Linked DNA regions of Homo sapiens: region 1 is linked to region 2. The links are chromatin loops, found by intact Hi-C in ENCODE. Cell type or tissue: CD4-positive, alpha-beta T cell. All regions are shown on one strand. Links, peaks and the distances in the headings refer to the core of each region. The heading gives the core; the rest is flanking DNA. Region 1 has its middle 85 kb from the start of ZNF81. Region 2 has its middle 37 kb from the start of ARAF.

What was found. Hi-C counts contacts between places; a loop is a spot of excess contacts. Peaks named below come from ENCODE experiments on the same cell type or tissue, not always from the same donor. Only the 100,000 strongest peaks of a DNase experiment are listed, where the experiment ranks them.
Region 1: a loop joins it to region 2, with 2.4 times the contacts of the local background. A loop is called at or near these places in 2 of 110 quality-filtered maps.

Annotation. Positions count from the first base shown.
Region 1 is chrX:47,749,233-47,754,606 of GRCh38, reverse strand. No RefSeq gene overlaps it. Among named protein-coding and RNA genes, the nearest start is that of ZNF81, 85 kb to the left of the region's middle. RefSeq lists enhancers at 2,608-2,657, 2,718-2,797, 5,211-5,374. In CD4-positive, alpha-beta T cell, for the core only: no CTCF peak of the experiment used is centred there; a DNase peak (open chromatin) is centred at 2,716.
Region 2 is chrX:47,521,454-47,526,827 of GRCh38, reverse strand. No RefSeq gene overlaps it. Among named protein-coding and RNA genes, the nearest start is that of ARAF, 37 kb to the left of the region's middle. RefSeq lists silencers at 2,991-3,040, 3,101-3,170. In CD4-positive, alpha-beta T cell, for the core only: CTCF peaks have their summits at 3,065 and 3,268 (motif pointing right); a DNase peak (open chromatin) is centred at 3,267; H3K4me3 peaks cover 1,074 bases.

The sequences.
Region 1 (5,374 bases), core at 284-5,283, 230 kb before region 2:
AAAAGTCCTGGCCTTGATGTTGCCATTGCCAACAAGAGCAGCTATTTGGGTTGAGGCCTTAATGAGATCATAACATGGTCAGAAAAATTCAAACGAGTCCAAAGGCAAAGGAATACAGACAGGTGAGAGAACAAACCTAAACAGATAACAGATTTATGCGGTTACTATACAAGGAGTGAAAAGGGAAAATCAGAAAAACTTTTTTGGCAGTACCCATCTTACTCCAGTCAAACACCAATAGAAAAACCCGACCCCACCCATTTCAGCAAGATGAGTGGGGACCTGATCCCCACCCCACCACCTTGCAGAAAGCACAGGGCAGCACTCTCATCCCCTGCTGGGGTAGTGTCAATGGGACAGAGCAGGGAGTTAATATTTCATCCTCTGCCCAGTGGAAGCATGTGGCACTCTCACTCTCCTGCCAGGTTAGTGTCACTAAGGTGGGGTGCAGATCTGATCTTACATACATCCCCCTGCCTGGAAAAAGCAGGCAGTCCTCCAATTCTTCCACAATGGTAGTATCAGGGAGGTCCGGTGTGAGCTGGGCCTCCACTCTACCTGGTATCAAAAAGACTGAACAATGCAGCAAAAGTCAGGGCCAGTCAGAAATCCACTTGCCTCCCACCCCTTGGGTCAGTGGGGCCCAGTGGGGCCCATCTAGAAGGAATGAGACTGAACAAGGCCACCACTTGGGTGTCAGTGGATCCCAGTTAGGACCTGAGAATCAAGCCACACATGGCATCAATGAGGCAGAATGAAGTGGCGGGAAACAGCTAGAGGACACACTGTTTTCCTCCACCCTTGCCATCAGCAGGGCCCAATAGGGAGCTGAGCTTCTGCTCCCACCCTGCAGCAACAGGCAGTGTGTCAGATCCTGCTTTTCCTCTCCCTCGCATCAGCAAGGCTCAGTGGAGATGACCTTACACATTGACATGTACTCAATGAGGCGGTGCAGATGTCCCCAAAGTCAAGGTGAAGTTGTATTTCTGTGCATTGGCACATCTCTTTGCCAGGGTGGTGAAAGCAGGAACCAGCAGGAAGCTAAGAGTACATACCCAACTAATCCTTGTGCTACATCTCAACAAGGTGTTACTCATACGAGTGGGTTTGATTGCTTGGCAGTGACTGTCCAATGACCAAAACCAAGGAGGACTTAACAAGAGGATTTTATTACTTGCAACAAGGAGGACACTGGGGATAATTCCTCAAAGCAGCACCTCCTGGAACGAAGGTGAAAACAAGGGCCTTGGTGGGGCTGGTTAGCCGAGTCATTGTATGTAGAGGTGGAGTAAAGGCAGCACAGGTGCAGTCGTGAACATGCTTCCGCATAGAAGGTGGCAAATAAGCTCCTCCCTGAGCAGGGTTTTAAGTATGCCAATGAGGAGAGTTGCCAAAGTCATCTCTAACTCAGGCATCTCTGGATCCAACTGTTTTTGTTTGTTTGTTTGTTTGTTTTGCTGGGGCTGATCTTCTTCATGGAACTTTTTGAAATAAGAACCCAAGGTGCAACAGTTAAAAATGGATACTTTTTCACAGTACTGACTCCATGTTAGAGAAAAGTTTATTTGTTTGAATATAATTATTACTTTGCTTGAGTTTGTAGATTATTCAGGAAAAACAGCCTCAGGAAACATGACCTTCAATAGAGATAAAAGAAAAGACGCTGACCAACAACTCTGGGACATGCTGACCAGCCTGATAAGAATATACGCTGATAGCGCCTGCAGAAGGCCACAAAACATTGACCAAGAAAGCAATGATTAACTGCCCACTCGAGACTGCACGCGTGCAAATGTTTTGATCATCATTTCCCCTAATTTCCCTTAAACCTCCCTGATCCAGAGACACAACTCGGTAAGGTGGTCTTTGAATCTTTGAATGCTAGTTCACTGCCTCCCCTAGGTTGCTGGCTTCTCAAGTAAAGCTACCTTTCCTTTTACCAAAGCTTGGCTTTTGAGCTTTTGGCTTTCAAATAACTAGTGGCCCAGGCCTGAGTTTGGTTACATACTCCAAAACCCAGGGACCCTGGGTTGCAAAGAGAGTGCCTACTGAAAAAGAAGATTAAAACTCAAAACGGAACAGCTGTGACTGAGCTGTGGCCTAGTGAAGTCATTGGACACTGTGATGATTCAGGCTATTTGGATGTCAGAAGACACGGATCAGGGCCAGGTAGAGTAGAAAATGCTGTTCTAGGGGGTGCTGATGGAGTCAGTAGACGTTGCCCTTGCTGTTGTTGGTGATTCACAGATACTGTGCTGGGGTCCAGTAGGGAGTCACAGAATAATAATGTGATGGAGGCTAATGATGATAGCGACAAGAGGCAGCCAAATGCCTAGGAAGATAGGGGTGGGTCCCTGGTGAAACCCCACCTTCAAGCTGAGGACAGTCCCAGGTAAAACCTTGGACCAGAGTGAAAACATCTGTTCCTGTTTGCCTGCCCCTCCCCTATTCTGAGCCCATGAAAGCCCCAGACTCAGACACATTGCAGCGGAGGGTGGGGGGTTGGGGGGCTTTCCTGCCTTCAGGTAGGGGGTCCACCCACGTATCCCCTCTCCACAGAAAGCTATTTCATCACTCATCCCTCAGTAAAACCCCCCACCTTGCTCACTCCTTGATAGCACATCCTCATTCTTCTTGGATGCTGAACTAGGGTTCAGGACCCACCTAGTGCAGGTACCCATAAAGGTTGTTGCACTGGCCCTTTGCCCTCGCCAGCAGAGGGCAGCCACCCCACATGACGGGGCCAGGAGCCAGCTGAGCTGCTAACACACCGCTGTTCAATGGGCTGTGGACAGCAGAACTAAAAGAGCTTATCCCACACTCACTTGCTCATGTGCTCCCTCCCACAAGGGGTTGAGTGGCACGGGCTGAGTAGAGAGGGTGCCCTTGCTGCGAGTCTGGCAAAGGGGCTGAGAGAAAATTCCTGTGTCAATGAGTTCATCATTAGCCCCCATCACACTATTATTCTGTAACAATAAGGCTAGTGACAATAAGGCTAAAAGTATTGGGTGCATCTGCTGAGCGCAATTGACAATCTAGAAAATGATAATAAAAGGCAGAGAGTTGTTAACAGGCAATGAAACCAAAGTGTTTCAGGGGTTATGTTGGGGGAAAATTGAAGGGGCGCAGAGGGTGTTGGGAGATCATATAGTGTCCTCAAATCCCTACTGTCCCCTGAACAGCATCTATTGTTTCCCCATTTTCTCCCAGCAGTCTGCTGTCCCGCTATTTCCTTCAGCACACCATTTGCTGAACTTCCCGTTTTCCTCCATCACGGTGTTTGTGGAAAACCTCATGAGGTCCTTTCACTGGGCCTCACTGTTATTAGAAAAGAGGGTCCCGATCCAGATTTCAATAGCAGGTTCTTGGATCTTGCACAGGAAAGAATTAGAGACAATTCACAGAGCACAGTGAAAGAAGCAAGTTTAGTGGAAACTATTCTGTTACAGAGTAGGGTGTCCTCAGAAAGCAAGAGGAGGAAAGCATTGTCCTTTGTTAGTGTCCCTACTTATAAGAAACTATAAGGAGCTAGAATTAAACTTGGAAAGTGCAGATGTGTTCACTATGGGTAGGAGCAATTGGTGTTATTAATGACCATTAATCCTTCAACCTAAACTTGCTCATTAATGTTATCTTTAAGCAAAGTGGGCTGCATGCTTAGGACATGTGGACATTCTGCTGGCTTGGTGGGAGATGCTCTGTATGGCCGTAAATATTCTGTATTTATAATTGATGGTCAACTTAGAATGTGGCTATTTTCAGAGCCTAAGTATTAACCCTATAGGTGCCTTGTGAGTGCCTAGTTACTCACTCCAAAATGGACTCACTCTAGTCACATTTGATTAAACCAGAGGCCCGGTAAGCAGGGATTCCTGTAACATCAAGATACCCCATTTGCTTTCAGCCCAATGTCTGTTGAACAACTCCCATGGTCACCGTGACCTACCACCCAGATCTCTCTTCAAGGAAAGATGGTTTCCCAGTTATCAGCTGACAGTATTCAGGACTGTAAATCCCTTAAGGAATTGCCTGAGATGCACGGAGCTACCATGCCCAAGATCATGCCCTTTCCTGGGGCAGTCCCCATCCAATGTCTGATCAAGTCTAGGGAATAAAAACTCAGCACAGCAAAGAGCCATTCTAGCTCCAAAGCTCCCTGCAGGATTGGCTAAGGCTGTCATTTGGTCTTCAGCACAGCTCAGCTTCTTCTGTTCACTCCAGCTTCCTTCCACTCTTTCCCACAGGTGTTTCTCCCAAGGGCCCTCCCTAATAAACATCCTGTACTCTAAACTCTTTCTCAGGGTCTGCTTCCTAGGGAACTCAACACATAACAATTAGTATCAGAAGTGCTCTGAGACAGCAAGCTGTGGATGAAATGGAGTTCTGGAACTACATCACCCACTGCCCATCTGAGAAAGAAGTCATCATTATTAGTAGCAGGTGGAGTGCAAACAGCTCCTGGAATAAATAAACAATTCAATTGTTAAAACTCTCACAGGTGGTGAACTGGGCTGGCTACTGGTGGAGGGGGATGCACATGGGGGAAATAGTAACAATCAGGCTAAAAGTTTTTGGTGCCTTTGCTGAGCTCAATTGACAGTCTACAAAACGACAATAAAAGGCACAGAGTGGTTAACAGGCAATGAAACAAAGTGTAAAAGCCTCAAGGGGCTTCCTTGGCAGCAGCATATGAAGAAGCTTTCATGTCCTGAAGTGGAAGGGCAAAGGACACTAAGGACAAGGCTCAGGACTTGGTCAGAGCAGTAGAGTACAAGGAAAGTGAAACTCTCAACTAAGGCAAATCTTCTATGCCAAGGTCAGGGCTCTGACTGGGAAAGGAAGCAACCTTGACACAGGGTACGTCTGGGTTGATGACCTCCAAAATCCTGAATCTCCAGATTCCTTTTATTCCAGTTATTATGGCTATGTTGCAAATTTCTCCAAAACTTAGTTATGTAAAACAACCATTTATTATGCCTACATATTCTGTGGGTCAGAAATTCAAGGACTTGCCTCGGCAGTTCTTGCTTAGGGTTTCTCTTGTGGTTGCATTAGATATTGGCTGAGGCTAAAGTCATCTGTAACGCCATCTGGTCCTGGAGTGTCCACTTCCAAGTTAGCTCATTCACATGGCTAGCAAGTTGGTACTGGCTGTTTATTGGCCAGGAGCCTCAGTTCTTCCCCGCATGGCTCTCTCCACAGGGTTGTTCTCACAGTGTGGCAGCTGGCTTCCCCCAGAGTGAATGATCTGAGAGGTCAAGGAAACAGCTGCAGTGGTTTCTATGACGTAGACTCAAGTGTACTGAATTGGTCATACAGGATCAAGTCCCTAACCAGCGTGAGAAGGGACTATACTAGGGCATGAATACCAGAA
Region 2 (5,374 bases), core at 274-5,273:
TGGCGAGACCCCATCTACCTTTTTATTTTACAAAAAATAAAAAATTAGTCAGGCATGGTGGTGAATGCCTGTAGTCTCAGCTACTCAAGAGGCTGAGATGGGAGGATCACTTAAGCCTAGGAAGTTCAGGCTGCCGTGAACCATGGTTGTGCCACTGCACTCCAGCCTGGGCAACAGAGCAAGACTCTGTCTCAAAAAAAAGACCATCCTGGGCAGCATAGCAAGATCCCATCTCTACAAAAGATAAAAAAATTAGCTGGGCATGGTGGCGCACACCTGTAATCCTAGCTATTCAGGAGGCTGAGCTAGGAGGATTGCTTGAGTCCAGGAGATCCAGGCTGCGGTGAGCTCTGATTGTATCACTGCACTCCAGCCTGAGCAACAAATGAAGACAGAAGAAGGAAGGAAGGAAGGAAGGAAGGAAGAGGAAGGAAGGGGGGGGGAGAGAGGGAGGGAGGGAAAGAAGGAAGGAAGGATCAACTTGATTCATAAATGGATCGAATCAAATACTTTTGCAGAAATCCTAGCAAATGACTCACCCAGAATATTTAAACATTGTCATTGGGTTGCAGTGCGGGTGGAAACTTGGTGAAAACTAGCCCTCTAAAGGCAGAAAGATCATAGATGTCCATGTTAGGGCTCCACACCAGTCTGAGCTCCCCCTTAACCCACCTTCGCTCCCTGAGGTCCCCCCTTGCATACACACTGCCAGTGGCCAACCTTCCCAAACACCAGTCTGACCAAACATTTCCTCCGCTCCTCCTGTTGTCCTCTGTGATCCAGCTACTGCCCCCCACCCACCTCCCCTGCTCCCAGGCAGCCTTCTTTGTCTACTTGGCAAATCCCTTCTCACCTCCCACAGCTTAATTCTTTTTTCTCTTTTTCTTTCTTTTTTTTTTTTTTTTTTTTTTTTTTTTGAGACAGAGTATCAGTCTGTCACCCAGGCTGGAGTGCAGTGGCAAGATCTCAGCTCACTGCAACCTCCGCCTCCTTGGTTCAAGCAATTCTCCTGCCTCAGTCTCCCTAGTAGCTGGGATTACAGGTGCCCACCACCACACCCGGCTAATTTTGTATTTTTAGTGGACACAGGGTTTCACCATGTTGACCAGGCTGGTCTCGAACTCCTGAACTCAAGTGATCTGCCCGCCTCAGCCTCCCAAAGTGCTGGGATTACAGGCGTGAACCACAGCACCCAGCCCCACAGCCTAATTCTAAGGCGACTTCTTGGCAGCAGCGTTCCGGGCCCCCTTCTGCCCCTCAGGTGGAGTTGAGCAACTCGCCCCAGTGCTCCCAGCTTTTCTGCATGTGCTGTTGGCAGGCCTCCCAAGGTCCCTGACTGCACTCGGCTGTAATGCCAGCTTCTTTCTTTCCTGCCCTGAACGCCCTCTCACTCTCCTTTCATCCCAAATACCAGGACCAACATCCAGTCCACCCTATGCCTGGTTTTGCATCCTCAGATTCAACCAACCAAAGATAGAAAATATTCAGAAAAAAAATAAAATAAAAATAATACAAATAATACAGTATAGCAACTATTTACATAGTATGAAGTATTATAAGTTATCTAGAGATGGTTTAAAGTGTACAAGAGGATATGTGTGCATTACATGCAACCACTACACCATTTAATATCTGGGGTGTGAGTATCCGTGGGTTTTGGTATCCGTGGGGGTCCTGGAACCAATTTCTCCTGGATACTGAGGGATGACTGTACTTGGCGAATGTGTGGATAGAAGAATAAATGGAGGCTGGGCTGGTGGCTCACGTCTGTAATCCTAGCACTTTGGGAGGCCGAGGCGGGTGGATTGCCTGAGCTCAGGAGTTTGAGACCAGCCTGGGCAACACGGTGAAACTCCGTCTCTACTAAAATACAAAAAATTAGCCAGGTGTGGCGGCAGGCGCCTGTAATCCCAGCTACTCAGGAGGCTGAGGCAGGAGAATTGCTGGAACCCGGGAGGTGGAGGTTGCAGTGAGCCGAGATCGCACCACTGCACTCCAGCCTGGGTGACAGAGCAAGACTCCGTCTAAAAAATAAAATAAAATAAGAAGAATAAATGGAAAATGTGTGTGGATCCTGAGACTTTGTGAAGTTCAGTCATGTGTCCAAGATCTGAGATCTAAGCTTTGTGAATGAATCAGTAGAAACCCCTCGGCTCCAGTGTTGGCAGGTCTCCTCCTCCATGCAGCCCTCCCAGGGAACTGGCTCTGCTTGGGAAGTCTGTGGGGTCCCTGGGGCAGCAGCTGGGTGAGTCCTGGAATCAATCCTCATGTCTGGCTGCCGAGGGGCATCTCCTTCCTTAAAATCATTTGCGGGAGGCTTGGGTCGGGCCGTCCAGTCCTTCCTTAGTCTGGGACTGCAGGAGAAATGGTGGGGACCAAGCACACAGAGGCAGGTAGAGGTGTGGTAAGTGGCGATTCTGGGTGAGACAGGATGCTAATTGGATCCCACTTGGGGTGACTTGATAACGGGTTTGTGCAGGGTCACTGAGGACCCTCCTGGCTCCACGAGGATTCACTCAGCCTGGTGGTTGGACTAAGAGAAGGCCCTGTGGCCAGGAGCCCGGTTGGGTTTTGAGGTTATTCTGAAGAGGGGGTGCTGGGTGAGTTGGGGTATTGATGCCCGGCAGCCCAAGCAAAGGGTTCGAAGGACGCGGGGAGGTGGCTGCCTCCCGTCCCCCACAGGCTCCTCTGCCGCCTCCTGAACAGTTTTCCTGCCACGTCGAGGTGCCATGCTCGGGCATTCCCGGGGTCCTGGGCCAGGAAATGGCAGGTCCCTGGATCAGGAGGCCCGAGAGCTCTGGTCCTCGAGTCCCACTTCCTCTGCCCGCAGAGGGGACTGGAGGGGCGCGATTGTGCGCCACCCCGATTGCACCCAGATTCGGTCGTTTCCAGAACCTCTTCCCAGGAGCACGGGGAGCGGGAGAGCGGGAACCCCAAAGAGGAGCTCTGGGTCCGGCGAGTCCGGGTGGCGACTCGAGCTGAGCCCCCTCTCCCGCCGCAGCGCTGGGAGGGGCTCCGTCGCCAGCCGTGCCCTCTCGTCCTGCTCACTCACCCGGGCCTAACGACAGCAGCTGGCTCTGCGAGGGGTTCCCCGGGTTGGGGCCCCTAAATTAACACGCGGAGGGCCAGGGGGAGGCAGGGGAAGGGGGGCGGGGCAAAAGCTGCAGGGAAGCAAAACGGAGGAGGAGGTGCAGACAGGAGCGAGGAACGGCGGGCAGCGGGCTCGGCCCAGCTTCACGATGCGAACGGGAGGGGGCGCCAGAGACCGCCAGAGGCCAAGGTCCAGCGCTACTGCGGCACAGGCGCCGCCGCGTAGTCCGCAGTCAGAGGGCGGGGCCCGCCTTCGCAGCCACGGTCACGGTCGTGTTCACCCAGGCTCCGCAACCACCCGCAGAGCTCACGACGTGAAGGAGCAGCCCTCCTCCTTTCCTCTTCCCTCACCTCCTCCATCTTCTCCATCCTCCTCTTCTTTTGATAGATTGATGGATCAGAGATGGATGTGTGTGTGCGCGTACGCGTGTAAAGATACTTATCAAAGCATTATCCTTAAAAAAGGAAACATCTGAAGCCACAGGGAATATGAAATTAAAGAAACTCAGGTAGACAGTCTCTTTAAAAATATTATGGAACCATTTGAAAAATTGTTTATCAATACTATGTAACATCATGGGAAATTATTTTCATGTACTATTAAAGCAAAAAAGGCAGGATACACACACAGAAATCTCCATGTAAAAATGTGAACTATACACAGAACAGGAATGATCATCAAAACTCCCTCCAAGTACGAACAATGGTTTTCTGCAGGTGTGGTAATGCCTTTGTAGAATGTGCATAAATTCATATTAAAATAAATGGAAGCCTTTCCTTTTTATAGATAAAGGGAAGCCAGGTACATCCCAGGCTGTGGCCAGGCAGGAAAAGGAGCTGGGCAGGGCTTGAGGAGGGCACCGGGGCTCCTTGGTAAGGCGATGTCCAGATGTCACCCAGGCCTGTGGGTCGGTCCTACATATCTGTGCACCCCTTCCCCTAATACCCAGATATCCCTTTTCCTTAACAATCCCCACCCTGATATACACCACAGACCTAAACTCTTAGTCCATATGCCTCTGGAAATAAACTCCTGTCAACATTTGTCTGTTCAAAACAGTTAAGAATCTCTCAATTGATCTAATGAATTGAAGAAATCTATCCCCACGTTAGAAACATGCACATGTTGGCCCTGATTTAATTTCCCAGTAACTACAATTCCCCAGTAACTACATATGCATATGTACCGGACAAACAAGGCAGCTTTCCATTCCCAACTCCTCTTCCCTGGCTGATGGTTCTCAGGAGAATCTAGGCATCTGAGCCCTAGCCCCAGCACCCTAATGGAGAGTGCAGGGCACCTGGATAGTGGAGGCAGGCCTAGAAGCTTTTGGTGTAAAAGATGAAATTGAAATAAAAAGACCCACAGGTAACCATGTGTCAAGCACACATCTGGTACCCAATACATCTTTATGGAATAAAATAGACATTAAAATGCTACAGGTATAAGTTAAAATATTGGCAAACTGACTAGCAAGGTTTAGAAATCCACATTTAAGACTGGTCTAGTGGTGATAAATTCCGTCAGCTTTTTCTTGTCAGGGAAAAACTTTAATTTCTCCTTCATTTTTGAAGGATAGCTTTGCTTAAGACACAGGCAGAAAAATATTTCATGACTTCACTTATATGTAGAATATTTTTAAAAGAGCTCAGGCTGGGTACAGTGGCTCACACCTGTAATCCCCACACCTTGGGAGGCCAAGGCAAGAAGATCACTTGAGCCTGAGAGTTTGAGGCTGCAGTGAGCTATGATCACACCATTGCACTCCAGCTTGAGAAAAAAATAATGCTGCTCTGAATGTGGGTGTGCAAATATCACTTCAAGGCCCTGCTTTCAATTCTTTTTTATATATACTCAGAAGTAAAATGGCTGAGTTATATGGTAGTTCTATTTTTAATTTTTTGAGGAAACTCCAAACTATTTCCTATTGGTTGCACATTTTATTTTATTTTTTTAGAGATAGAGTCTGGCTCTGTCGCCCAAGCTGGAGTGCAGTAGCACAATCTTCGCTCACTGCAACCTCTGCCTCCCAGGTTCAAGTGATTCTCCTGCCTCAGCCTCCCGAGTAGTTGGGCTTACAGGCACCCACCACCATGCCTGGCTAGTTTTATGTATTTTTAGCAGAGATGGGGTTTCACCATATTGATCAGGCTGGTCTCAAGCTCCTAACCTCAAATGATCCACCCACCTCAGCCTCCCAAAGTACTGGGATTACAGGCATGACCCACTGCGCCAGCCTGGTTGCACCATTTTACAATCCCACCAACAGTGCACCAGAGTTCC